2 separate regions of the Mus musculus genome follow, and region 1 is linked to region 2. Evidence: chromatin loops called from intact Hi-C (ENCODE). Cell type or tissue: left cerebral cortex. All regions are shown on one strand.

What was found. A loop is a pair of places that touch in the nucleus more often than their neighbours do. Peaks named below come from ENCODE experiments on the same cell type or tissue, not always from the same donor. Only the 100,000 strongest peaks of a DNase experiment are listed, where the experiment ranks them.
Region 1: a loop joins it to region 2, with 2.7 times the contacts of the local background. A loop is called at or near these places in 2 of 42 quality-filtered maps.

The regions. Positions count from the first base shown.
Region 1 is chr6:43,515,932-43,518,431 of GRCm38, forward strand. The region is part of intron 5 of Tpk1 (thiamine pyrophosphokinase); the gene reads right to left. Among named protein-coding and RNA genes, the nearest start is that of 9430018G01Rik, 75 kb to the left of the region's middle. In left cerebral cortex, no CTCF peak of the experiment used is centred here; DNase peaks (open chromatin) are centred at 1,120 and 1,489; H3K27ac peaks cover 517 bases.
Region 2 is chr6:43,665,332-43,667,831 of GRCm38, forward strand. Tpk1 (thiamine pyrophosphokinase) reads right to left here and starts at 947. Exons shown (of 9, transcript NM_013861.4): 1 at 805-947; 2 at 429-486. The coding sequence starts at 471. In left cerebral cortex, a CTCF peak has its summit at 969; DNase peaks (open chromatin) are centred at 902 and 1,930; H3K4me3 peaks cover 1,416 bases; H3K27ac peaks cover 1,735 bases.

The DNA.
Region 1 (2,500 bases), 150 kb before region 2:
ACACAGGAGCCTAGCATGGCTGCCCTCCAAGAATTTAAACAAGCATCTAACTGAGACAGAAGAAGATACTTATATCCAAACAATGGTCTGAAGCCAGGGACCCCTGTGGTTGAATTAGAGAAAGGCTTGAAGAAGTTGGGAAGATGGAGACCCCATAGGAAGATCAGCAGTCTCCACAAACCTGGAAATCCCAAGATCTCTCAGACATTAAGTCACCAACCAGGCAGTATACAATAGCTGGTCCAAGGCCCCATGGCATATATAAAACAGAGTACTGCCTCAATGATAGAAAAGGTACCTAACCCTTGAGAGACCTGAGGCCCCAGGAATTGGGGAGGCATGGCAGTGTGTGGGGGCTTATGGGGGCGTGGGGACATTGTTTTAGAGATGGGGAGGAGCAGGAGGAATGGGATGAGGAACTGTAATAGGAAAGAATGGGAGGGGGGAAATGACTGAACTGTAAAAAAGATTAAAGGTAATCTTTTTGAAGAAGAAAAAGAAGGAGGAGGAGGAGGAGGAGGCGGAGGAGGAGGAGAAGGAGAAAATAGTAGCACAGAGAGAGAAAAAAAAGAACATAATTTTATCAGAACTGTTATATAGAGACAGGTCACACAGAGAGAAAAGACTAGACATAGGTTAAGATAGAATGAGCCAGAATGAGAAGGAGCCAGAAATTAGAACAGATTGTCAGACTTGAGGTTAAACAGAGCAAAAGGTCAGAGGACAAAAAAGGAAGCCAGACTGAATCAGTCAACTTGGGGAGGAGTTTTATCCAGAGCAACTGAGTTGACCAGCAAGCCAGAGTTCAGAAAGAACTAGAAAGAGCAAACTCATTCAGCAATATGCCTCAGGGCTGAAAACAGTATGGGCCTAGATAAGAAGCTAGAAGCTTATAGGTTTAGCAGACTGAGGCAGTAACCCTTGGACACAAGAATTACATCAGGCAAATAAATGTTACTATTACAAGGACTTTTTTCCAACCATCTCCAGAGAGACTAGGATGCCCATGGTGAAGGGATTGGAAGAGTGAAGATATTCATGGGTAATGATGCCTACTTACCTAGTACATTTAGACAGCAAGACTTAAGTAACCAAAAATGCAAATCCTATGCAAGGAAAAGGAGATGATAGTATTTCTGGATCACGAGAAGCACTGCTTTCTTTTTGAGAAACTAGATGAATGGGCATAGCGACTAGAAGAAATCTTGGATTCCAGGACAGACTGCCTCTTTATCAATGTCCTACTTCCACCAACTCCTAGCTGTACTACCTGATGTAAGTGATTCAGCATCTTTTCTTATTTTCTATATGGTACAGTAATATTTCTATTAAGTTGCTGCACAAACTAAATGAATTTTTAGATGGAAGTACATGCAAATTGGTATACTGTAATACCTTAAAGTGTGTTGTTACTATCTTAGTTAGCTGTATTTTAGAGCAGTTTCACCTACACTCTTGACTAATTTTAGAGTAGGTTTGGCTTACATCGAAATTAAAAATTACTGTCTATGTGTTCTGACACTGGTTATGCACAGCATTCTCCACTGTTAGCATCCTCCACAGAGTGGCACATTTTTTATAGCTGAATAGAGACACATGTCCTTGTTGCCCAAAGTCCATAGTTTACCCGAGCATTCATTGTCAGTGTTGTAAACTCTATGAGTTTGGCCCAATATGTATAACTATATTCATCATCATATCATATGGTGTATTTTTAATGCCCTAAAATTTCTTTTTAGATATGTTATTTTTCCCCATGGGTTTTAAAAACAAGAGTAGGAGTATATACCTTTCATGAAAAGTTTCTGAAACAATCAAAGATGCTTAGCAGCATCCAGGTACAATTTTAGCCTAGTTAGAAACCAATACAGAAGAGCAGGTGCTGTTGAGTTGTAGGTAGACATTTTGGGGCAAAATACATTTTAAAATATTAAGGTAAATTTCTACCTCTTTCAGATTTATTTAAGGTAACTCCCTTGTGGGTTTCCAGAGAAACTCACATAATCTCATGTCTTTTTTACATGAAATATTATATAAGACCTTGCCACTCTAGTTTTAAAAGAAGGCTTAGTTCCTGCTTCTACATTGACAGCCTTCTATTTACTAGGGATGCCAAGATGAATGGACACAGATGTGAGGATTCACTAGGTCACCATGTTAGCAGGAATAAAGAGGAAAGTCCAGATTGAATTGTTTCTATCAAGCTCTGCAAACAAGTACGAAAGAAGAAAGAAACAAAACCTCTGGAAGGTGAGCAGACAGGGAGCCCAAGCGAGTAGGTTCCTTCTACCAGTGATTCAGGAAAGAGAGAGTGCCAGAGACCCTTGAGAATAGTGTGTGAAATACAAGAGGATTGAGGAGGGCAGGCATGCATTGAGGGGTCATGGGGATCTCACTTGGTAGGGCCTGTGATTAAAGAGCAAAGGCTCTTCCTTCCTAAATACCTTAAGGATATTAAATCACTTCAAACAGTTTCAAAAAATATACATGCAATCAATTC
Region 2 (2,500 bases):
AATTAAAAGCCTTAGGGTTAAAACTTCAAGACACTGTATGTAACCATGTACTGATCTTGTACTAAGTTCAGGTACTTTCAAGATGATTAGAAACGTCCCTGACAGACAGCTATGGACATCCCTCACGTTCCCAGTGTCAAATGTTCCACGGTTGGATATGTGTGTTTGGCATGTTGGTTGTTTACTCTTGGAATATCAGGTAGAGGATACAAACTGTATCAACTCGCTCAGTCCTCACAAAAGTTCTACAGGGCAAAGACTAAATATTTATGTTCACTTTCCAAACAGGGAAACAGAGGCACAGGTGTGGTTGCTAACTTGCGCACAGGAAAAAGGAAATGGAGTTTTCGGTTAAGGCCTTCAGGGTAGGAATGAGGTCCCTCTGCGGGGCTCGTGCTGACACTGTAGCATGGTAAAGAATACGGTACCCGTAGGTAGCAGGGGTTCCAACGGGGTAAAGGCATGCTCCATAGCGGGGAATGGATTCTGTATGGAAAACAAAATAAGTCCCAAGTTATTTCCCAAACGTAATTCTGCGACAGGAGTAAGCATCCCGCAGCAGGCACTTTGGACCCGGCACTACGGGAGGCCAGGAAGGTGCAGCGGTGGGCGGGGGAAAGTCCCAGGCAGAGGCTGGAGAACCTGGAATCTCAAGCGAGCTCCAGGCTCCAGCTCCGGCCACTGCCTCTATTCACCCAGACGCCCCAGCTTCCATCCGGGGACTGGCGGCGAGGGGCGGCCTCCCTCGCTCCCTCTTTCCCGCGCCCCCGCCCCGCCAGCCCGCGCCGGCAGCCGCGCACTTACACAATGGCGGGTGGAGCCACGAGCGACGCGAGCGAGGGCTGCGGGAGTGACGGATCGAAAGCTCGGCGCTCGGCTGCGGAGCCTGGGGCGCGCCGCGCGTTCGCGGGAGAGGGCTTCGTGCGCGAGCACAGAGCCCCGCCTCTTCCGGAGGGGCCCCTGGCTGCCGCCTGCGTAGCTTCTAGCAACCGCGGGGTGCTTAGTACCAGCCTGCTGTGCTCAGTTCCCTGCACAGTGGAGAATTCCATCCACCTTCGCCCATCTGTTACACCCAGTCCACTGAGTCCACCTTCTCTTTCATCTTCTGCTTCCCGTGCTTTGCACAAACAGTGCTTTGTAAACATACCAATGGGAACCCTTTAAAATAAATCACCACGTTGTAGGAATGCAGCTTTTTTTTTTTTTTTTAGCAAAGCCAAAGAACCAAAATTTCACCACCACCATCTCTAAGCCAGCATAGATGAGGACTCAAAAATTCTGAGAACCTGTAGGTCTCCTGCTGGCCCAGAAATAACAGAGACCCATCCCTGCGTTTAAAAACCAGTTCCAGGTATACCGAGCTAGCCTCAAAAATCACTGTGTAGCGAAAGATGACTTCATTCATCTGGTCCTCCTGTTTCTTCCTTCTAAGTACTGCTCTTTCAATCATGACTACTATGTCAAGTTAATGTGGCTGGTGCTGGGTATCCAGCTAGTCAAACATTCTAACTGATGAACTTCCCCTTCCCCAGTCGGGTAATAGGTAAGTCCTTTTTAATCTTTTTAACTCAAACATCCATTTCTTTCTATTTAAAGATTCCAAATACACTTCCCAAACTTGGGCAATCATTATTCAATTCTTTCCAGTTTTGATGCCAACATTTTAGCTTCTAGCTAGCAGAACATACACTATTTGCCTTTCTTTGACAACTTACTTCACTTGGCAGGCATAATGTCCTCCCGTCCCATCCACATCTCTGTAAATTCCATTATTTCATTATTTTTATTACTGAAGAATGCCATTTCTCTATTACAATATCTTTGCAAAGGAATGCTACTTCAATAAACATAAGAGTACAGAGCATTTGACTGTGTTTTCCATTCTCTTTGGATGTATGCCCAGCAGTGGGATGAGTGAACCATATGGTAGTTCTATCACCTGTTTAGTTAAGGAGTTTCCATTGTGTTTTCCATAGGTCTACGCTAACTTAAACTTCCATTAACCATGATCGAGTTTCTCTTTCTCTGCATCCTTGCCCAGCTTCCTTACTTTCCCTTTGTAAGAATCCTTATCACTGTCCCTCTCTTCCATCTCTCATCTCTCTCATGTTGATATCCTGTTGTGGTTTTATTTTAACTCCCTGGGGATTTGCGATGGCGGGCAGTATTGTTTATGCTTTTTTGGCCATGTATGCATCCTTTCTTGAGACATGGCTATTCAAGTCATTGGCCCACTTCTAATTTAGATTATTTGTTGCCATGGTTGTTTGGAAAAGTTGTTAGATCTCAAACCCATGACAAAGAGCCAACATGGACCTGGTTGTCAGGTTCCCTCTGCATTGCTCAGTTCCTAGCTGTTTCAGGGTACGGATGGCATACCCCACCTCCTACTCTAAATGTCTCCAGCCCTTCCCATATAATCCAGCCATTTTGCATACCTGGTCCTTTTGTTTACCATCTCCTCTCCTGCCTCTCCCTTTTCCCCTCTCCTCACAAGTGT